Linked DNA regions of Mus musculus: region 2 is linked to region 1. The links are chromatin loops, found by intact Hi-C in ENCODE. Cell type or tissue: gastrocnemius. All regions are shown on one strand. Links, peaks and the distances in the headings refer to the core of each region. The heading gives the core; the rest is flanking DNA. Region 1 holds the start of Gm39173 (a long non-coding RNA gene). Region 2 holds the start of Gm32052 (a long non-coding RNA gene).

Region 1 (11,912 bases), core at 2,076-10,075:
AGAGGCAGCAGCTGCAGGATCCCTGTGAGTTTGAGGCCAGCCTGATTTACAGACTGAATTCCAGGACATTCAGGGCTACACAGAGAAACCCTGTCTCAAACTCTGCTAATTTAAATGTTGGCACATTAGAATGTGATAACATAGAGTCTGCATATATCATATATCAACTAGTAAAGCCTTAACATTGTCTTTGAGCAGGGTAGGAAACCCAAGAGCCATGAAGTAGTGTGGATGGGGATCGTTCCGGAAGTTCAGGGGTCCTGATGGCACCTCCCCAGAACAAGAGAGTCTACGTCAGTCAAGATGGGAAGTCCTGATTCTCCCCTGGGATTGGCTGACGCCAGCTTGGGACTGAGTCTGTAGGAGGAGCAAGAGCACTGGGAGGTTGCCTCAGTTTCTCAGGAGGACTTGCTAGTGTGTCATCCTTGACTTGGCAGTGGAAAAGAACTTTTGTACACCGGAATTGTGTCCTTGTGGCTAAGGCTGACTGCAGGCTCTCACTAGCATGTGATCTTGAGTGGAGAAGCAAGTGGTAGAAATACAGGTTCTGCTTCTACAGCTGCTGTCTCAGGTATTTGAAAAAGTCAGCGATGTGAAGAAGTGGCGTTCCCTTCCCCTTTAAAAGTACTTTTGTGTAGTCACTGTGTGGCATCTGAGTCTGGACTTAAATGTTATGTTTCTGATGCAGCAGTAACAAGTGAGCTCCTACCCCTTAAAATCTACCCCTTAATAGGCTGACTGCTAACAACGGGGCAGGCATCTAGTCAGTTCCCAGTCGTGATATATACAGTATGCTGGGGGCGAGGGGTGTTAGTGACTACCGAGCAATTTTCTAGACACGAAGGGAATACAAATGGAACAGTCTCCCGTGTATGTGGAACCTTAAGCTGGACTAATGGCACATTATGGCTCCCTGATTTGACACCTGCCATCCCGAGCACAGTTAGTACTGACTGGCATTGGGTGAGGGTAGTGTTTGCCAGCATCCCCAATGGGTCCCTGGAAGAAAGCCGCCTGTGTGTGCTCAAGGACTCTTCTTCCCTGCGGGTGGAGCACGGGCACTGAATTAAAACAGTAGGCAATGGAAAGTGGACATTGTAAGAGCTTCAAAAGGTGAAATCCCAAGCAATGAATTTAAATATGCGTAAGGGCCATGCTCCGACGATGTCACAATGCTATTAAGAAATAAATGGAGGAAATTCTGAGCGAATGTGAGGTGGAGGCTGGTGCTAGGGGTACAGCCCAGTCAGTGGACTGCTCGCCCTGCATGCACAAACCATTCCCAGCACTGTGCAAACCAGGCAAGGGAGCGCAGTGGGCTGTCCTACCACTCGGAAGGAAGGTAGAGGCCGGAGGTCATCCTATCCTCACCTATATCACAAGTTTGAGGCCATAGTGGGATACTGGAGCCTTTGCCTCATATGTACAGACAGACAGACAGACAGACAGGACACTATCATTGTGAGCTGGAATAATAAGCTCCTTAAAATGTCACTCATTACCTTGTCCCTCATTGGCTGTCTGAAGGCAAGATGGGTAACCAAGAGATCCACTGGAACTACCCTCAAAATTGGGCTAGGGTTTGCACTTTGAAACTGCCCCAATCTCCTCCAGAGTATGGGCTGAACGTGTGGGGCGGTGCCTCCTCAGGCACGCAAAGGCCATGGAGTTCATTAAGCTGGATCGAGCAACTTTTCTTGAATGGATTCTCAACCTCGTGAAAGGCATCATGCTAGTCCTTGTACATCTTAATAGGGAAAAGGTAACACCTTCCAAAAAGGTCATTTTTTCCCCAAAAGCCATTTGCTTCAACTCCAGTGAAAATGCCAGCACAGGGCTGTGGGCGCAGCCCAGAGGGGGACACTTTTCTAGCTTGTGAGAGGCCTGGGTTTGCTCCCGTACTTCAAACATCCCCAAACAAACCTCCCGACAGCTGCAGGAGTTCTTGTACATAGGGACACGCTGACTCTAAAATGTTTGTGCGAAGCAAGCGTCAATGAGCTGGGACAGAGAAACCAGTTTTCTGAAGGAAGGGTGAAGGCTGCGGGTCGGACTCTCCAGCCATGACTCGGTGTTTGTTTGAGAAGCTGTAGCAGTCAGGAGTCTCCAGGAAGCCATGTGTCCATACAAACAGAAGACGCTCATGGATGCTTATGAGTTTGGACCACACAACTGCGGAGTGTGGCGTGGGCAGACTGAGAGCTGAACTGTGGGGACAGTTGAAGAAAGACACGTTGACAACATGTACAGAAATTAAGACAAGGTGACGACAAGCTCAAAACACAGAATTATAAAAAATGGAGAGAAAGTATTTATGGCCTCACATTGTAAAAAGAGTGCTCAGATATGCCACCAATGCCTGATTCACTTAAAACCTTCCATTTCAGCAAACTTAACTACTTAGAGGCAGAGATTCTTCTGAGAATGGGGCTGAGCCTGATCTTGTTTGTAGCCATTTGGTCCTTTCCCTTGCAGTTCCTGGGTGGGGTTTTGTTTGCTTATTCCATTATTGCCAGACTTTTACTGATTCTTAAAAGTTCCTTATACACTTTAGAAATTTCCCATGTAAATTCTTTATGCTCCAAGTATCTTCTAGTTTCTGGGCTTTTTGTTTGTTTGTTTGTTTTGTTTTTGTTCTTTGTTTTGTTTTTGTTTTGGTTTTTGTTTTTTTTTCAAGACAGGGTTTCTCTGTGTATCCCTGGCTGTCCTGGAACTCACTTTGTAGACCAGGTTGGCCTCGAACTCAGAAATCCGCCAGCCTCTGCCACCTAAGTGCTGGGATTAAAAGTGTGTGCCACCACTGCCCATGTGCCACCACTGCCCAGTGTTTCTGGCCTTTCTATCCTCCCTTCTTCCCTCCCTTCTTCCCTCCCTTCTTCCCTCCCTCCTTCCCTCCCTCCCTCCCTCCCTCCCTCCCTCCCTCCCTCCCTCCCTCTTCTTTGTTTCCCATCTTTATGGAGTTACATTTTGGTTTTTAGAATTATTTTTTTAATTTTAAGATTTTATTATTTATGTGTGTTTTACCTGCATACAGGTATATCTGTTTACTATGTGTGCGCCTGGTGACCAGAGGTCAGAGGGGGGTGTTGGGTCCCTTAGACTTAGAGCTGTGGAAGGTTTTGGTCCACCATGTGGGTGCTGGGACTTGAACTAAGGCCCTCCTCAGTGAGCAGAGAGCCCTTTAAACTACTGAGCCACCCTGCCAGCCCTGAGGTGCTGGTGTTTTGGTCTTAAGTGCAGTCAGACTTATCCAACCTCTAATTCATGATTGGTCTCTTTCTTTTTTCTTGCTCAAGAATCTTGTGTTTTGTATTCTCTTTGCACAGATTTGAGGATTGATCTTTCACATTTGGGTCAGTAACTCTTCAGGACTTAGTTTTGGGGTGTTGCATTCTGGTGAGTTTCTTTTCCTGTTCTGTGGCTCTGGTTTCAGTGCCACGTACTGGAATGCCTAGCCTTGTCACTGGGAGGAGTGATGGGCTTCAACACCGTTTCTACACATGTTCATCTGTGTGTGGGTGTGTGTGTGCGTGTGTATCTGCCTTTGTTGTTGTTGTTACATTTCCTTTAGTCTGTTTAATTCAGTCTTTTACCAATGTCACGTTTTCTTTAGTATTTCAGCTTTATTAGAAATCTTGACATTGGGTAGAGAGAGCCCCTGGATTATTTTTGTGAGGACATTAATACCATTTATGAATAATGATTCTCTGTTCTTTCTTGCTTTCCTTTAGTTCTTTTACTTCTTTTCATTGCCGTACAGTTCTAGCTCAGAGCTGGAATACAGGGTTGGACTGAGCTAGAAATAATGAGCGCCTTTGTTTGGTCCAAATCCCACAGGGCGTGCTGTCAGCCTACACAGGTATTTGTGGGCATCACTACCAGGTCCAGGAAGTCATCTTGTGGATGTGATGATGCTGATCCACCCCGACATCTGCCACCCGCTTTATTGGCAGGGTTGATTCAGCTGATCTGTCACCAGTACATGTGTCCGTCCCAAGCCTTCCCTGGTCTAGGAAGGGGCCCCTGCTCCAGAATCAAACAAACTGTCACGACTGCCACTGATGGACACCACGAGACAGTTTAAAGTAAAATAAAATAAAACAAATGGTTGCTGAATTTTATCATGAGGTTTTCTTCTTTTTGATATACTCATGAGAGAGAGAGAGAGAGAGAGAGAGAGAGAGAGAGAGAGAGAGAGAGAGAGAGAGTGTATAAAGAGAAAGAGAGAGGCCTGAGTAATAATAAACATATCAATTCATATTCCAGTGTTAGTTGACCTTGTGTTCTTTGGAAGAACTTGAATTGGTCTTGAATTATTATTTTTTTGTTGTATTTGTTAGGTTTCAGCTCACTAGTGCCTTATTTTTCCACATTTAAAATGTCATTGATGGTTGGGCAGTGTTGGCGCACACCTTTAATCCCAGTACTCGGGAGGCAGAGGCAGGCGGATTTCTGAGTTCAAGGCCAGCCTGGTCTACAGAGTGAGTTCCAGGACAGCCAGGGCTACACAGAGAATCCCTGTCTTGAAAAACCAAAAAAGAAAAAGCCATTGATGTAAGGGTTATGCACACACACACACACACACACACACACACACACTCACACACACTCATATTAAAGTGGCTAATTATAAGGTGCCATTGATTATTGAGATGGATTCTGGTTTCAGAGCTGTCACTCAGGAGTTTTATTGTTTTGTACTTAACATTTGCTTCTTGTCAGGGTTTGGTGTGTGTGTGTGTGTGTGTGTGTCTGTCTGTCTGTCTGTCTGTCTGTATATGGGTATGCACGCTGTGTGTGGCGGTGAGAAGTCAACCTTGGGAGTCATTCTTCAGGAACCCCTCTCCCCCTTGACCAAGTGTCACTGGGACCAGGGACACACTAACTAGGCTAGGCAGAATGGTGAGTGTCCCCGGGGGTCCGCCTGTCTCCAGCACTTCAGTTCTGGGATTACAGGGACATCCACTATGCCTGGCTGTTCGCATGTACTCTGGGATTTGAACTCAGGCCCTCAGGCTTGCAAGGCAGCAATCACTTTACCACCTCTGCTCCTCTTGCCCCATCCTTGTGTTTTGAGTTAGAAGTTTGTCTCACTGTGTCTGCTGTGTTCTTTGTTTTCAGTGGGATTTTGTTTTAATTCTTTCAGGTCTGACCATCTTTTGTTCTTTCAGAAAGGATTTTTGGAATCAAATTCTGTAGTTGTGGGTTTTGTTTTTGTTATTTATTGTTGTTATTGTTTGTTTTTTGTTTTTGTTTTTTACTATTGAAAATAAAATCAAGGTATAAGACCTAATTAAAAATTTGTACTAATTATTGGGGCTTAAGTTTGGGATGGTCTTTTCCCTGCCTGGCCCCTAAGCCTAGGGAGGTTTTCTACCAGTTTGTTCTTAAATGAGAGCCTGGTCTTCAGCATCCAGATATGGTGGTAGGGATTGCTTTTAGGCTTCTCACCTTGCTCACGCTCTGAGTGGAGTCCTAGACTCATTAGGAAAACTCATGCTTAGTTCAGGGCTTAGCAGACTGGTCTGTAAACCAGATCTGACCCAGGGCCGCCTTTTTTTTTTTTTTTTTTTTTTTAGAGATTTATTTATTTATTTATTTATTTTATGTAAGTACACTGTAGATGTCTTCAGACACACCAGAAGAGGGCGTCAGATCTCATTACGGATGGTTGTGAGCGATCATGTGGTTTCTGGGATTTGAACTCAGGACCTTCAGAAGAGCAATCAGTGCTCTTAACCGCTGAGCCATCTCTCCAGCCCAGGCCTTTATTTTTTGAGTGACATTTGAATGGAGCACAGGAGTTCCTATTGTTTAAGTATTACCTGTGACTTCTCTTCAGCTGCAGCACAAGGTAGTGCCACAGCCCTCAGCAGGGAAAGCTGAAGGGACCTGTGTGGGAAATGTGTTGACTTGTAACTCTCTAATTTACTGACACCCTGTCTAGGTGAAAACCTTCCTTTAAGCCCTGCCTGTCTTTTCTACTGTCTCTGCTCTGAGCTCCTGATCCAAATCTTTTTTCTTGCAAGCTCACAAAGGTTTTCCTGCAGTTGGGGATGGTCTCTGTGTATGCATTTCTACTGTGGGCCGTTTCAGGCACTACAGTAGTGACTGGTGGCATGAGTTGACTCTGGTACCTTGTGTTCCGTGTATTCTAAGAGCTGACATGGGGTGGGGAGCACAGCTGATTACTGTATTTGGGGTTCACCTCAGTTGTGTGGGGGTCTGATGGAGTCAGCTGGAGGAGGTGTACGAGGGCCACGCAGGGACTCTTGGTTTTAGGGGCTGAGTTGTGATGGTTTTGCTCCCTTCCTTTAGTTAAGTTCCATCCCTACGGTGGACAAGGCTGAGCTCCCGAGCTCTCTCCTGCTGTCAGCTGTGTACCTTTCCTCTTAGTAAATACCAACTGCTTACCGATAGGCCAGACTCATTTCTACTTGCTTATTTCCTGTCTCCATCAGCTGAAGCTCCTGAATGATGACAGAACCAGTCCCGTGTACAGGCGGAGGGGCCACTGTGGGGACGAAGATGGGAACATTGCCATTTTTAGCCACTGAGACTGTTAAATTTGCTTCTGAGCCTGGAATGACCCCGACCCTGCCTCTCCTGCTGGGAGAGTTTGTTATGCCAAGAGTACACACAGAGAGACATTCACACATTTGTGTGTCCTGCACCCCCAGTGCACATAGATGCTCAATCCAAGAGTGACCTGTAGGGGGCAGAGTTGCTCAGGGGTACACAGCTGAGGGTCCACCCTGCCTTAGACTCATCTAGGTTGCTAAGAGTGGATGCTCTGTGCCTTGCCGAAGACCCACAGAGTCAGGATTGCTAATGTAGGACTGGGATCTTTTCAGGTCGTTCCTGCAGGGTTTGTTCTCTTCCTGGCTCATTCTTTAAGAACTGGAGAAGGCCACTTTGTGGGAGACTGTAGCTAAGGGGTGCAGGCCAAGAAAGGCAGGAAGAGCTTTCATCGTTATTTGAAGGAAGATTTAGACTCACACAGAAGTGGTAAGTATTGTGATAGTCTGTTTCCACCACTGTGACAGTACTGCCCTCTGTGTGAAGGGCAGTGGTTCTCGGCTGTTTCTTTTTTATAAGGACCTTGTTCTGCTTGGCCAGGGACTCCTCACAGGCCCTAGTTTAGCCTGGATTTCTACTTAAAGAGCCTGTTTGTAATCAGAGTCACCTTGAGAGTTCAGGAGGGGATGTGCAATTCAGGCCCTGACATCCTGCTGCCTCGTGGGATGGCGTAGCGACAGTGCATGGTGGAGGAAGGAACTCCTTGGTGCCTCTCAGGGAGGGGCCATTTTCAATTTCCAAACATTTATCTGTGTATATGTGTGTCCGTGTGTGCTACATCAGACATGTGGCGGTCGCAGGCCCACCCAAGGGACTCTCTCCTACCTTTTGGGCCCTGGGGATTGACAACTAGATTTGGCAGGCTTGGCAGCAAGCACTGTTACCAGCTGAGTTGCCTCAGCAGCTCAATGTTTTTATATGTAATTTTTCACTAAGCCTTGGGTTCGCATTTGTGTTGATCTTGTTCAAGGTCTTTCCTTGATACTTGTACACATGCCAGTGTGCTGTGGACACCTGTGAGTCCACCTTTCTGTGGACGGTGATGGGTTTATCGTGTGGGGGTACAGTTTTGATATCTTTATTAATTATACGTGATGCCTTTATGTTAGATCTTTCTAAATAAATAGCAAGTATTATTCATCCACATGACAAGCACTGCTGGTGGGCTCAGAGACGACATGTATGCAGTTCATTAGAGCGAGGCCTGGCTTCAATGTGGATGATAGTAGGGGATGCCTTCTCAACAGGCAGGCTGAGGCACAGCACAAGGCATGCCAGGAAGGGGATACAGAAAGGCCGTATGCCTGGGGTAGGCCCTGTAGGTTGAAGGGTGCTGATTTAAACAAGTGGGCAGAAGGTATGGGTATCTATCGGGGAGGGACACGGGACAGATGGGGCCCCTATTAGGATGTTCTCCGCAAGCCTGTGCCTGAGTGCTCAATAAATGTTTGCTATTGCTGTTTGACAGCTGCACGAGTAGCTGAGTAGTTAGAGTAAACAAAAATTGCTGCCCCAAATACACTTTTTGTTGTTGGACATCCCTCCTGCAGACTTGTCTTCCTGTGTGTGTGCCTGTGAATGGATCAATGTTGTCTGGCACTGCCTTTTCACCCAAGTATCTTAATGCAGAGAATAGAGAGCCCCCAAGGGTGTGTGTGTATGTGTGTACGCGTACACACGTGCACAGGCTTTTTTAGATTAAGAACAAGCTTCTTTTAAACTCCGCCTTCCTACTCTTCTAAAGAAAGATTCGTCCAGTTTTGTCTCCCTTTAAGAAACGTGTGTGCTTATTTTAGTATTGAAATGGTGTGTAAGTGGTGACTTGAGGAGTTTGCACTGCGTGTCTGTGGATGGGTCCTTTGCCCTGGGCACACTCCTGGCCTGCATCAGTGAGGAGCCCTGTGGTGTGTGTTCTGGCTCAACACTCAGCAGCAGGCTAATGTTACCCAAGGGGCCTAGGGTGTGGGCGGGGTGGTTTTACTATTCAGTATCCTGGAAGGCAAAACACAGAAATGTTCAGCTGCCTTCCATAAATTATATATAAAGTCAAAACCAAGAGGGCCAGGCATGGTGGCGCACGCCTTTAATCCCAGCACTTGGGAGGCAGAGGCAGGTGGATTTCTGAGTTCGAGGGCAGCCTGGTCTACAGAGTGAGTTCCAGGACAGCCAGGGCTACACAGAGAAACCCTGTCTCGAAAAAAACCCCAAAAAACCAACCAAACAAAAAACAAACAAACAAAACAACAACAAAAACCAAAAGTCAAAACCAAGAAAATGTTATTTTCTTCCAGAATGAGCAATATAAAGAAAAGCACGTGAGAATTCAGCATTCAGGCCAGAATGAGCAGTGAGCTTCCTACTGTCATCATCAGGAGAAAAGCCAGTTGTAAAGTATGGTGACAGTCGTTGCTTTGGGATTCTTCAGCAGGCTGATTTTGGCTGTACACTGTCTTATTGAGCTAATATTAACACCAACTTGGTAGCCTCTGAGTTGAATTAAGACTTCATTAATAGTGAGTGGGTGACTTGGGCATGACATCTGGGGTCAGAAGAGAGCCATCGCCACCACGTCTATCAGACTACACTGTCGTGGGTGGCATAGACATGTAGCCTGTGCTCCACACTCTCTACTTGCATTCTGGTCTATTTGTCCTCTGCCCCAGAATCCTGCCTAACAGATAGTTCTCTGGGAGTCATTACTAATTGATTAGAGTTGCCCGGAGATGAATCACACTTAGTAACTTCATCCTGCTGAGCAGAGATGAACTTCATTTGGATAATTGGGAACTGTTTATGGGGTAGTGGGTGCTATCATTCTTGGAGGTTTATATATTTTTAATAATACACAAGCATTTCTAGGCAAATATTAATGCTATTTTATTTCTAGGTTAGTAAACGGAATACATTTTAAGTTTTTACTGAAATTGAAAATATATTTTGGGTTAAGTGATGATTTTTACATCATTTGGTGGTCCTGGCTTAAGCTATTTCACAGTAGCAATACTGAGCACTAGGGAATATGCAGGCAAGACTGGTGTTCAGGGTGCAAAGAGGGAAGCTAGAAGGTTTTCCTACACCTTCAGGTGTGGGGACAGCTGATAGGCACTGCACATCCTTGGAACCAACATCAGGACTTTCTCCCCCGTTTGAGTGACCTCATATCTGAAAAGGAACAAAGATAAATTCCTTTTAAATAGTAGGCGAGTTGGTTTATTAGTGTTCCATTAGTCTGAATCAGTTTCCTGTGCAGTTTATGTAGACACAGGAAGGAAGTGGCTATAGAGAGGATGTGAGGTAGAAGTGTGGGGAAATGTGACTATTTGAGTGGACTCAGTGGTGAGTGCTTACCAGGAAACCGCGCTATTGTGTGTAGTATTCTGTTCTAGAATTTCAGTCGCCAGTTGAAAAAAAAAAGCTACAAAACACAGGGCATCATGAAGAAGATTGACAGACCGTAAGATGCGATGCATGTGGTGGGGTCAGGAAGACTGCGTGCCATTTATTTCTAATCTTGGAGCATTGTTCAGTCATTCATATGCAGGTTAAGATTAATATCTGAAAGCAATAATTAAGCCCATGACTGCCAGGACTAATTAGAGAGAGAAAGGATGCGTGCTCCCAGATGTCGTTACTTATTCCTGATCTGTCTTACTAATAAGGGTTCTGGTTTCTGTTGTTTTCCTACTAATTGTTTGTAGCAGGACAAGATTTGTTTAATGAAGCTCATTGTACATGGACCATTATTAATTGTAATTAGAAAATAACTCCCAAACAAACACGATTATCTTCGGCAGTCGGCAATGAGAGTTGTCTCACTGATGTCGGTTTTTAAACCCTCTGCACTTCCCCTTTCTTTTACAGTACAGGCTAAGATGCACTTTCGCTTAAGTGACAAGGTCTGCCAAGAGTCAAAGCCAAGAGTGTATGGCAGCGGGTGAGATGCTTCGTCCTGCGAACTGTCAGTGGTTTAGGGCCCCACAGGTAGAGAGGGGGGTCAGCTAATTCTGACGTGTGGTGCAGTTGAGTATGATGTGCAGTGGTTTAGAGAAGAGTCTTAATCTTGGCACTGTTTAGCGCCATGCAGTCCTGCAGCAAGGTGCTTGCCTCTTTCTTCCTCAGTTGTATGCTAGTTATAAAACACTTGAAATCACAGCTGCCTCACAATGAGAGATTATAAGTGGCTTTAAAAAATTCTTGTCAATACTGATTTTCGAGCTATTTGGAAATGAATCAAACAGCCCCCCTTCCCCAGTAAAGTGTGTGGGTGTGTGTGATATGTGTGAGTATAGGTGTTGTAGTGTAAGGACGGAGACCAGAGAGCAACTTTCTTTTCTTCTTCCTGTCCTTTTCTTCTTCCTGTCCTGTTTCTGCTGGTGTGTGTGTGTTCCAGGCTGCCCGGCTGGTAAGTTCTTAGGCAGTTCTTTCCCCCACCCCATAATATTCTTGTTAATTATTTGGAATATTTTAGGCAATTCTAATGTCTTGATAAACGCAGGCAGAAACATCCGGCCTTTCACATTGATCCTGGGGTCAAACTTAGGCCACTAGACTTCACCTGCGTTGCCATTCTGCAGGTCTCAGAATACTTTTTTTTTTAATTTGTTATTGAAAGCAACAAGATCAGCAATATCGAAGTTTAGAAGTAATTATATTAAATATTTAAAACAACATTTGTGTATACCTTCTGATCCTAGTTTATACACATGCATGCTTTATATAGTTGGAATGATAGCATAGGTAGCATTCACTGGGGGCAGCTGAACCTGACTTGTTAATCCTGGCCCAATGCAGGGTGGGCAGTGCGCTGGGTAGAGGGGTCTCAGCCACAGCCGTGTGGGAGAAGGGTGGGCAGGCTCTCTGAAAGAGTTGGATGCTACACACATCTGACCAGTGTGAACGCTGGGATTCCTCACAGTGTAAGGCAATCTGTGTTATAGGCAGAGGATCTGGCCAGGAGGGGTTCAGTGTTGGAAAGGACTCTTTTTTTGGTCCCACCCCTTAGGAAGTTGACCCAACTTGGTAGACACTTGGTAGAAGAAAAGAATAGCATCAAGCTGGAGAATGGGAGGTGACTGAGAAGCAGCGTCAACCTGTCCCCTTTCCTAGATCAGTGCTCCCCAACACTGTAGGTTGTTAGGAAATTTTTGGAAATTGGCTAATGGTTTCCTGGGGCTGTCACAGCTGTCTGACTTCCGTGGACTCACTGCTTGGGGGTAACACCGTACCAGACTCAATTCCTACCCATGTTATTTTAACATAAATAGACACAGGGGAGGAGTGTCTGAGGCTAGCCCCGAGGGAATGCTCACATTGGCCAGTTTGCCCAACTGAAC
Region 2 (11,912 bases), core at 2,222-10,221, 52 kb before region 1:
AGCTGATTGGCTGAATCCCGTTCAGTCTCTCTGTCTCTGTCTGTCTCTGTCTCTCTGTGTCTGTCTGTCTCTGTCTCTCTGTCTGTCTCTGTCTCTCTCTCTCTCTCTCTCTCTCTCTCTCTATATATATATATATATATATATATATATATATAGAATTTAGTTAAATATATATATATATTTAACTAAATTCACGTCTCTCCCCGCTGAATTTCTTCTCTGTTTTCTCCAGCTGGAGGCGTCCACCCTTCCTTCAAGACGCCAAGGTTCCTATCCCCAAATTTAGGAATTAGGAAAACAGTTTAGTATTGGGAGGAGTTAAAAAGAAGAAGAAGAAGAAGAAGAAGAAGAAGAAGAAGAAGAAGAAGAAGAAGAAGAAGAAGAAGTCCGTTATAATTTTCAACATTTACTGCAAGAAATAGTGAAAGGTTCAATGTCATGAGGTATCTGAATTAGAAAATTAATCAGCTGGGCATACTGACGCTTGCCTTTAAACCCCACACTCTGGAGGCAGAGGCAGGTAGATCTTTATGAGTTCGAGGTCAGCTTGATCTACAAATCGAGTTCCAGGAAGGCCAAGCCAATTACACAAAGAAATCCTATCTCGAAAAACAAAACAATTAATTAGTTTAGGGTCAACTATTTTAAAATATATTGCCAGTGAGATGGTTCAGTAGGTGAAGATGCTTGCTAGGAAAGCTTAGCGACCCCCGAATTAATCCCCAGAACCCAGGTAAAAACGGAAGGAGAAAACGGACTCCGTGTAGTTGCCGGCTATCTCTCACCGCCACACATACGCGTGGTGGGATGCTCACTCCCGCACACATCGCGCACACACAATGACAGTAATAAGACTTACAAACGTTATTTTTTTTTCCTCAAACAATTGCGGGTTTTGGTTGCAGTAAAGATAAAAAGAGGGATGGCAAAGAAAGACAAGGCCATCAGCGGATGGGAGATAAGGGCAGAGGAAGACGAACCAATTCTAAATGATGCCTTGTGTCAGACACACTCAATTACCAGATCCCAATATCTACACAACAAATAGGGTAGCTGAGAAATGGAAAACCGGACAGGAAGATGGCTGTAGGGTTGCCCAGCTAATCCAATACAACCAGGAACCCAACAAAGATCTTCGCGACCCTAGACTCTGGGATTCTCCCTAAGCCCCAGCCCACGTAGACCATGACACTATGTCACATAATTGAAGCTAAGGGATGATGGGTAGGCACAGTGGAAAATTTGGCAACAGTAAAAAGTTTCTGAATACACAACAGCAACAAAGCTAATTGTGTAACAATGCTAAGATGTTTTCTAGCAGTGTTTGCTCTTGTTACTCAGTACAGCTTCTCTGCAGCCTTGATTGTGACGTCACACGGGGAAGCACATTGCGCATGCGTCGCCCCCTAGCCTCACCGCTGCTGCCTTAAACAGTTCAGACCAGACTAGAGTGTTGGACAGTCCTGGTTGTGTGTTGAATGTTCCTGGTTGCGGTATTTTATTGGGCTTAGAAATTTTTCTGCTCTTAGGAGGAACATAAATGATTTTAATTACAGTACACAAAGTCTCTCCTGCCTACGCCACCTCTTAGCAGGTAAAAGATTAGCGCGCGGATTTCTGTGATTGTATTGCGTTAAAAGGCTTTATTTTAAAAGGTCTTGGAGTTGCTGATTTGAGGTTCATTTTTTAAATTATTAAATAAAGTTTCTCTTGAGACTAGGACAGAATTTCCGACAATTTCTGAGTGGTTCTAAACACACTCTTGGGATTTTTGTGCTATGGATTTATGCAAAGTGGCACACTCGGCTTTGCCAGCTCTAACATCAAACTATCAACTATGAAAAATGTTGACGATGCTCTGTGCCCTGCAGAATTAAATACTCAGCTAAAACGTCGTTCTTGATTTAAAGCTAAATGAACGTCTCGTTAACATACAAATTCCCTTTAATCGTGAACAAATGGTAAGATGATATGTATGCCAACAAATTGTTTAAAAATAAATGAGTTATCATTATTTGATGTGTATGTCTATAGACCAAGGGTTGTATAAAAATTCCTCAGCTATAAGGTGGTAATCAATAGTTCCTAAGAAAAGTTGTCAGGCACGTGTGCACAAAAATAAAAACAACCAGAAAAAGAATGAAAAAGGAGAATACACAGCCACGTTTCTACATAGTCCAAATGTATGTGTGCGCAGGTATTACCTCCGTGTCACTAAAAGAAAAAGAGAAAAGGAAGCAATATGGCAGGTTTTGGTTGCTCAGGTTCTCCCTGTAGCCAAGGGATGTCGGCTCTACACAGCTCTCGGCAGCGTACCTGCATGTGGGTGGCCGCGGATCTGCACACTTCCAGGGACTCAGGTCAGGTGTGAAGCCAGAGTGGCAAAGGTCTTCACCACTCAAGAACAATAGGGTAAAAGACTGGACTGAACAGGGAAGAAACCATCTCTTCCCTCAGTGGTGAGAGTCACTAGCTTGCAGCTTGGACTTCTCAAAAGAGGCCGAGAATCTATGGTATCTCTTGTCAAGTCTTTGTTGTTGTTGTTTTCCTCTGAGCAACCAAAGCAGAACACAGCAATAAAATTTTGCAGTAATCTTCCTCCAAGAACAGTCAGGTTGCTAAGAAACTGAAAGTGATTGGATGACTATCACTGCACAAGCATGCTCATGGGCATCCAAGAACACATGTGTGCATGCATTTGGAGGACAGAGGACAATCCCAGGTGTCATTCCTGAGAGCTGACTGAATCCTCTCCTAGATAACTATAGTTTTTAACTGCATTGCCTTATATAAACTGGTGTGCAAAATGGCTTTGTTGTGGGTAATCTTTCTACAATCAAGTGCAAATTAGTACCAGTACCATGACATATCTGTCTGCCTTTATTCAGTTAACTGAAAACCCACCAAGATGAACCGCTTATAGTGGCTCTAGTGCACCTATTTAAGTCACAGACATCCCAGTCTGAGGTTTCTCTGGGCACTGAGCCCAAATCAATTCTGTGGTGCTCAATCTCTTTCATTGTCTTATTGAATGCTTTATAAATTCCTACTCTATTGTCTGTGATATTTTGGTAGATCAAAATATAAGAATGGACCAGCATGGTGGCATGTGTCTGTGGTCTTTGTATACAGGAGGCTGAGGCAGAAAGAAGAGGACTTCAAGGTCATCTTTAGTTATAGAGTGAATTTCAGGCCATTCTACTCGGCCTCAAACAAAACTCTGTGTGTGTGTGTGTGTGTGTGTGTGTGTGTGCACGTGTGTGTGCGTACGCAAATGTTGCATCATATTTTTATCTATCTACCTAATCTGTAATCTAATGTATAAGGTTATACAGCTTACAACCACAAATAGCTGAAGAATTGACTTTTTATTAGTTACAATATAAGAGCCAAAATAGGCAGGAGAATTTTCTGGCCTCTATGGAGGGTCAGAGACCATCTGTTTCCTCTGTATTTAGCGGTCTGAACAGTTGGACTTTATTTCCTCTGCATAATGCTTAACTTTTAAGACCAAAAAGTTTTATCTAAGGATGGTGCACAGATGTGCTGAATGACAAATTTAAACAGGCATTTATATGCGCCTTGGCTTTATATCTGAAATAGCTGGTGGAATTTGGCCTAGAACTATATTTTTAGATCAATTAACCCATGATTGTTCCCATTTCAATTAATATATTGTATATTCCTACACAAAAGAGTCATTTAAGAATAGTGGATTTTAAAAAGATATGGTCAGCTCATACAAACTGTAAAAGCCAACAAAATTATTTAGAATTAGTACTATTAGAATTTTTTTTTCTAGACTTGGGATGTACTTCAGTGTCAGAGCATTAAGCTAACATGGCCCTGAGAAGAAAAAACACTGTCCATGTGTATATTCTGAAATGCTAGTAATAGCCGGGCGTGGTGGTGCACGCCTTTAATCCCAGCATTCGGGAGGCAGGAGGATTTCTGAGTTCGAGGCCAGCCTGGTCTACAAAGTGAGTTCCAGGACAGCCAGGGCTACACTGAGAAACCCTGTCTGGAAAAACAAAAAACAAACAAACAACCAACAAGAAAAGAAATGCTAGTAATAATTATTTTACCAAAAAAAAATTGATGGGGTCTGTATATAATATAATACAATGCAATACAATACAATACAGATTATTGCCATATACTAAATAAATGATGTTTCAAAATAGTATGTGTGACCTCTGTTTCTTGGCGTTCATAGATTACTTCCTGCGGTGGTTTGAGAATGACCCTCAAAGGCTCACATATTTGAATGTTTGGTTCCTAGCTAGTGAACTATAGAGGAAGGATTAGGAGGTGTGGCCTTGTTGGAGGAGGCGTGTCCCTGGGGATGGGCTTTGATGTTTCAAATCACACACCAGGTCCAGCCCAGACCTCTCTGCCTACTGCTCATGGATAAGCTCTAAGCTGTCGGCTACTGGTCCAGTGCCATGTAGGTCACAGACTCATCCTTTGGAACTGTAAGCAAGGTCCCTATTAAATGCTTTCTGTTGTAAGATGCCTTTGTCATGGTGTTTCTTTACAGCCATAGAACTAAAGAGACTACCGGTGCTGTACAGACTGAGTTAAACTGAATAGCTATCAAAGAGGAACCCAGGGCCTTGAAGAAACCTCAAGCAATAAATGACAACATCATCGCAGGTAGAAAGCTAACCCATCTCCTGAAAGGACTATCTTCACACATTTAAAGATATCTTCTGAGATGTCCTATCATATCATTCTTAGGCTGCTGGGACGTTTAGTCTTCTGCAGAGGTTGCCTTGATTCCCCACCCCCTCCACGTTATTTTCCCTTAGTGAAGCCTTTGTTTGGAATGCTCGTGCATATGTGGTTTATGGTGTGGAATGTTCACGTACAAGCTTCACGCCATCTCCCAAAATGCTAAAAGCTCTCAAACCCATTTGTCCCAGTAAGAAATTTAGTGCATTGGTAAGAAGTGTAATGCATTGCCTTCCACTAAATTCCAGTCTGGGGGACACTTAGTTATTATACCACTGAGATTACCCCAGTCTTGTCGGCTCCTTGGTGTCGTCTGTCCTGTCCTAACTTGTAGACTGTTCCTGTGCCTCGGTCCTGGCTTAGCTGAAGCTTTCCCATGATTAGACTGGAGTTAGGGGCTGGGGAAAAGCTTGCAGTGGGACCAGGGGACTATGACTTATCACTAGTAACGCTAAGCTCGATTGTGTAGCTTAGTGTTTGTGAAGCTCTTTTATTAAGGTTTATTTATGTTATGTATATGAGTACACTGTCGCTGTCTTCAGATACACTAGAAGAGGTTATTAAATCCCATTACAGATGGTTGTGAGCTACTATGTGGTTTCTGGGATTTGAACTCAGGACCTCTGGAAGAGCAGTTAGTGCTTTGAACCACTGAGCCATCTCTCTAACCCCTTGCCAAGCTTCTTTACTGTGAAGTTACTCCTTTTAAACAACAGTGACACTACCGCCAGGCCATACTCAAGGGCCAAAGGGTTAGGATTCTCCCTCTGTTACTCATTCATTTATTCATTCATTCATTCATTCATTCACTCATCTATTCACTTATTCAGGCAATCAACCTCAATATTTTATTTATTTATTTATTTATTTATTTTTGCTTTTTTTTTTTTTGAGACAGGGTTTCTCTGTATATATAGCCCTGGCTGTCCTGGAACTCACTTTGTAGACCAGGCTGGCCTTGAACTCAGAAATCTGCTTGCCTCTGCCTCCCAAGTGCTGGGATTAAAGGCGTGTGCCACCACACCGGCATTTTTTTTGTCAATATTTTATATTTCAACTCATGTATAATTTTATTTTTGGGGGTTTTCTGTCATAGCCTGAGATAGCCTTGAGCTCCCTGTGTAATCTAGGATGCCCTTATAACCTTGCTTCTTCTGTCTCCACCTGCCAAGGGCTCAGACTCAAGCCATCACACCTGACTCGGATTATAATCCAATTCTGTATCCCTTATCTCATTGCCTAAGCTATTCCAAGAGCCCTGAGGTGGCTTTAGTGGATAAAGTGCTTGATGTATGAGCATGACGTGAACTGGGGAGCCCTAGAACTTGTGTAAAAGCCAGGTACAGTGGTGTACGTCTGCAAACCCAATACTGGGGGTGGAAGCAATCAGGTCTCTAGAGCTCGCTGGCCAGTGTGGCAAAAGTGGAGAGCTCCAGGTTCAACAAGAGACCTTGTCTCAATCAATCAATCATCAATCAATCAATAAATCAATCAACAAGTGATAAATGAAGGTACTCAGTATCATCTCTGTCCTACACACATGTACACCCAAGTACATACACGTGGACACCACACACACACACACACACACACACACACACACACACACACACTGGTGAATTTCATTGCAACATTTTCATGTCTGGATACAGCCTGCTTCTATCATCTTTAACTCAGTTGCCTGGAAGCCCTGCCATGTGCCTTCCTTGCCTGCCTGGCTCTCTGCAGCTAAGAACACAGTCATGGGGGCTGCTCCCTCTGCTTCAGTCCTGGCTTCATTACTAGCTGCATGCTCTTGGCTGCACACGTTTAATTACTGAAGCTTCAGTTTCTTTGCTTTTCAAAACTGTTGTACTCAGGAGACTGAGGCAGGTGGATAGCCACAGATACAGGACTGCACCATACATAGAGTGGGTTTCAGGATAGCCTGGGCCAGACAATGAAATATTGTTCTTGTTTCAAAAAACAAAAAAAACAAAAACAAAAAGCCTAGCACTGGTCATAGTATAGTGCTAAATAATTGAATTTTTTAAAAGGTCTAAATCAGATTTATTTGGTAAAAATTGTCAATAGTTAACAGAAGCCTGATGACTAAGTTTTAAAAGTATTTGTTTAAAAAATATTCAAAAAATAATTATACTGCATAAAGAAAAATCATCCTGGGGCTGGAGAGATGGCTCAGTGGTTAAGAGCACTGACTGCTCTTCCAAAGGTCCTGAGTTCAATTCCCAGCAACCACATGGTGGCTCACAACCATCTGTAATGAGATCCAATACCTTCTTCTGGTGTGTCTGATGACGGCACTTACATATATAAAATAAGTAAATAAATCCTTTAAAAAGAAAAGAAAGAACAATGTATAAAAAAAACCCATTTATTCATTTAATACTTATTCTCTGAGCATCCGTGTTCCTCTGTGGCAAACCTTTAGCCACAGCTTGCTTCCTCTTCCCCCACCCTTTAGGTATAGCATGGTAAGAACCCATTTTACTCTTTCTTACCATTATTATTGGTTTTAGCTGCACATGTTTTTGTTATATTGAAAACACTTTTATTGTTGTTGTTGTTATGTTGGAAACCTTATTATTAATTATTTTACTTCAAGCCCGATCTTCCTTTGGGTGTGAAGGTTTTATTTTACTATGTAGCATTCCATCATTTTAATATTTTCAGGGAGAAAGCAGTGGGGCAGTATTGGTATGTGGCTTTGGCATTTTAGGAATATTTTAAATCTTTGAAGTGACAGTATTCCTTTAAAAATGGAAAAAATATCTGAACTATTTAGGCTTGACAAAGATACAAATGCTATGCTCTGAATCCATCTTTTATGCTTATCTCATCGGGACACTATGCAAGTGTTGTGTGCAGGCAGCCTTTGCTGTTTCCTTAGAAATGTATGGCTAGTGGTCCACAGTTAAATTGGGGAACACTGCTCACTGGCTTGCTCCTGATGGCTCACTCAGCCTCGTTTCCTAAACTACCCAGCACCACTTGCTCAGGGATGGCTCCGCCCACAGTGGGCCCTGGTCCTCCCACATCAAGTAGGCGCACAGCTCTCCCTCCTAATGCGCTGTCTTATTGGAGGCATTTTCTCGTTTAAGGGTCCCTCCTCCAAGATGACTTCATCCTGTGTTAAGCTGACCAATCAACCAGCCAGCTCGTGGATCTACCTTAGTCAAGAAAAGCTAAAGGTCACAATCGAATATACGTGTTCTGGCTATCTTTCCCTGAATGGCCTAATGCAAAGCCTATGACCAGGCTTTTTAACCAATGATTCCTAGAGCTCCATTACAGGGCAAATTTGGGGAAACTGATATAACCTAAGACCTAATTCTATATGCAGAAACTAAGGCCCAAGGAGAAGATGATGCCCATTATGAAATATCATCAGGCACCTACCCACCCTGCGCACAATGAAAGCACAACAGAAACGATCAGAAAAATGGAGACGATGCACCGTGCGCGTTCCTGGTGGGATTATGAATTGGCACAGCCATTCTGGCACATAGTTGGTTAATACAAGTCATAATATTAAATATGCTTACTATTTGATTCAGCAACTTAGTATGGAAAGGTATTTTTCCCCACACAGGTATTTTTTAAAACAAACAAGCAAACAAACAAACAAAACCACCACCACCAACAAAACCCACTCCTCACTGCCTAGCGTAGGCCGGAGAGCTGTCCCCCACCTCTCTCCTGGGCAAAGCTGGGAGAACTGTCCCTAGTGGCTCAGTCCTAGAAAAGCTGTAGGGCTGGCAAACTCAGCTATCACATCCGGGGCTTTGACTTGGCTCACTCCATCATCTACCCCATCTGAACTGCTGGAGCCCACGAAGAGCCAGTCCTGCAGGACCAAGGCTGCAGAGTCTGCTTGACACAGAGCAACAATAGGATATCCAGAGGAGTCCTGATAAGGATCCACTGTTGATAGTGTAGCAGAAGCCAGAGGCCTTGAACCAGACAAATGACTCCTTGCAATGAATGTTTGCAAGTAGAACTATTTGGGCAAAAAGGTATATTGTGACACACGGCAGCTTCCATGGTGAGATAGATTTATTTATTTAGGGTTTTTTTGTTGTTTTTTTTTGTTTGTTTGTTTGTTTGTTTTTCAAGAGGGTTCTCTGTGTACCCTTGGCTGTCCTGGAACTTGCTCTGTAGACTAAACTGACCTCTGCCTCCCAAGTGCTGGGATTAAAGGGGGTGTGCCACTATCACCTGGCTAATTTTTAATTTTCTTTGGCGGGGAGGTTGCAAGGCAGGAGGGTAGATAGAGAGAGACTGGGGGATGAGTGGGATTGGGGTGATGTGAAATTCACAAAGAGTAAATTCACAAAGAAACCCTGCCTCTCCCCCCTCCCCCAATATCCCGCCGGGCATGGTGGCGCTCGCCTTTAATCCCAGCACTCAGGAGGCAGAGGCAGGCGGATTTCTGAGTTCGAGGCCGACCTGGTCTACAAAGTGAGTTCCAGGACAGCCAGGGCTACACAGAGAAACCCTGTCTCGAAAAACCAAAACCAAACCAAAACAAAACAAAAAAACAAACCAAAAACCACTAAGGCTTTTAAACATTTATTTGTTGTTTGTTTGTGTGGGTGAGCCTACAAAATCCGAGAGCCGTGCCTTCGGAGGCCAGAGACCAACTCAAGGGTGTTGATTTTCTCCTTCTGCCATGAAACCTAACTCACCAAGCATGGCACCAAGTGCCTATACCCGCCGGGCCATCTGGCTGGCCCACATACACACACACACACACACACACACACACACAAACACAAAGGATTTCTTCTATTGTCACATTGAGCATTTGCATCAGAAGCACCCAGAGTTGCAGTGGACAAAGCAGACCTCAAGGCCCTATTTCAAACCAATTGGATTGGACTTTCCCTGATATGGGGCTCAGTAGCCTGCATTAGCAGACGTCCACCATGATACTCTTGTGTTCATTAGATTAGAAAACACTGTTATAACAAGAGAGCTGAGCCTTAAAAGATCAGCAGAAGGCAACACAGAGGGGGCACCCTGAGGTTTACGTCGGAGTTCAGGTTTAACAAAAAACGTCCTCTTGTACCGGGGCTGAGATCAACAGAGTAAAGATGGATTCTTTGGAGAAGAGCTTTGGGTAGAATGTCAGAGCCCAACAAGATAGATAGATCATCCACGTGATGGGGCAGAGTGCCCTGGTGTGGGGAGTTTGAGCTTGAGGGGTGAAGGGAACCCCTGTAAGGAAGGTTTTGATCAGGGAGTTGATCAGTCATGAGGCATAGAGACCTGAGTAAGAGGGACAACTAGCAAGTAAAGGGAAATTGACAGTTCCAGGGGGTGGGTCTACTCAGAGGCGCTGATGAAATACTTATGCATATTGGGGTGAGGAGGGTCAGATTTCCTACTGTTGGAGAAGGGCACTCCAAACATGGAAAGGAGACCAAACTGATCTTATCCTGAAGACTGGATTTGAAGCAAAAGATTGGAATGGGTCTTCCTGCCAGGCGATGGTGGCGCACGCCTTTAATCCCAGTACTTGGGAGGCAGAGGCAGGTGGATTTCTGAGTCCGAGGCCAGCATGGTCTTCAAAGTGAGTTCCAGGACAGCCAGGGCTACACAGAGAAACCCTGTCTAGAAAAACGGAAAAAAAAAAAAAAAAAAAAAAAGAAAAGAAAAGAAAAAAAAAAAGAAAGAAAAAGAAAAAGAAAAAGAAAAAGAAAAGAAATAGAAGAAATAGGTCTTCCCACCTGAAAAGATTTAAGTAAGAAAAAAAAATCTCTCACAGGTGTTCCCAGCCATTTGCCATTTGGGCTTTAGTTAATTCTAGATGTAGTTAGGTTGACAACCAAGAATAGCCAAATAGCCATCATAGTGTGATATGTGTGTGTGTGTGTATGATATGTAATATATAATATATAATTAATTCTGTTCATTTAGAACACTCTGGCATACATGTTTTTCATTCATTCATTTATTTATTCACTTCACATCCTGACCTCAGGCTCCCTCCCTCCTCTCTTCCTAGTCCCACTCTCACAAACCCCTCCCCTCATCACCCCATGGGTACAGACCAGCCCTGACACATCAAGTCTCATCAGGACTAAGTGCATCCTCTTCCACTGAGGCTACACAAGGCAGCCCGGCGTGGGGAATGGGATTCAAAGACAGGCAACAGAATCAGCGACAGGCATCGGTTTTTATTTTTTATATTCAAATGGAAAGAGATTGAAAGCCTGATAACCCCAAAGTATGTGATACTCTTGCCAGGGTTCTGTTTTTAGGAAGCAACAAAGAGCTTCCAAGGACATTGTGTGTGTGTGTGTGTGTGTGTGTGTGTGTACACGTCTCTGTCTGTTTGTCTGTTGCATGCATGCATGTGTCCTGTGGATTCTTGCAAGCAGGGGGAGGGTGTCAGGCATTCTCCTCTGTCAGCCTCTGAGGTCTCTGCTTCCCTCAGTGTTGCTCAGGGCTGGTGTTAAAGGCAGGCAGGAGACCACACCTGACTTCTTTACCTGATTGCTAGGAATTGAACAGCAGGTCTGTATGTTTGTGAAGAAGTTGCCACCACCTCAGGATGCCTACGGGACAGTATTAAGGCCATTTGTAAATTAAGGTTACTTAGAAAGTAGCTGAATCTATTTGTTTCTTTGTTCATGGTAACCTCAAGACTTAGGAAGCTGAGGCAGAGGGATTGCTATGAGTTCAAGGCCAAACTAAGTGACACAGTAAGTTCTAGGATAACCTGGGCTTACAGAGTGAGGCCCTATGGCTCCGGTACAGGAGTAACAGTTTGAAAAGATAGAGCTTTGTTTTGTAGAATTACCATAAGTGAATCTTATGTGTCTACACACGCTCATCAACGATCAAGAGAGCTATAAGACTATTTCTAGGAGAATAATCTTTAACAAAGCGAGGCATTTGCCTCTACACTAAGTGTGTTAAGGGTAAGCACATTTCTACTCATGAGCGCATGATCCCCAGTGCAGGAATAGGTGTTGAGCAATCTTCACACTTTAATATAATTCTGTAGCATTGTGTGTGTGGGGGTGGGGGGTGGGGGTGGGGTGGCAGTGGCTGTAGGGCAGGAGTCTGCAATCAGGAATTGTGTAGGAACATTGTTCGTTCTCTGGTTCCCGAACAGGCTCCTGTTTAGCTAGTATCTTTATATAGCCCAGGCCCATCTTTTTTGTTTT

What was found. Peaks named below come from ENCODE experiments on the same cell type or tissue, not always from the same donor. Only the 100,000 strongest peaks of a DNase experiment are listed, where the experiment ranks them.
Region 2: it touches region 1 in a loop (1.9-fold over the local background); 6 of 42 quality-filtered maps call a loop at or near these places.

What each region holds. Positions count from the first base shown.
Region 1 is chr8:47,946,383-47,958,294 of GRCm38, reverse strand. All of the region lies in intron 1 of Wwc2 (WW, C2 and coiled-coil domain containing 2), which reads left to right. It overlaps Gm39173 (a long non-coding RNA gene), which reads left to right and starts at 8,684. Exons shown (of 3, transcript XR_870421.3): 1 at 8,684-11,912. In gastrocnemius, for the core only: a CTCF peak has its summit at 6,702 (motif pointing right); DNase peaks (open chromatin) are centred at 3,888 and 6,700; H3K4me3 peaks cover 193 bases.
Region 2 is chr8:47,998,617-48,010,528 of GRCm38, reverse strand. It overlaps Gm32052 (a long non-coding RNA gene), which reads left to right and starts at 977. Exons shown (of 3, transcript XR_378954.3): 1 at 977-1,594; 2 at 4,541-4,656; 3 at 7,836-8,290. In gastrocnemius, for the core only: no CTCF peak of the experiment used is centred there; no DNase peak of the experiment used is centred there.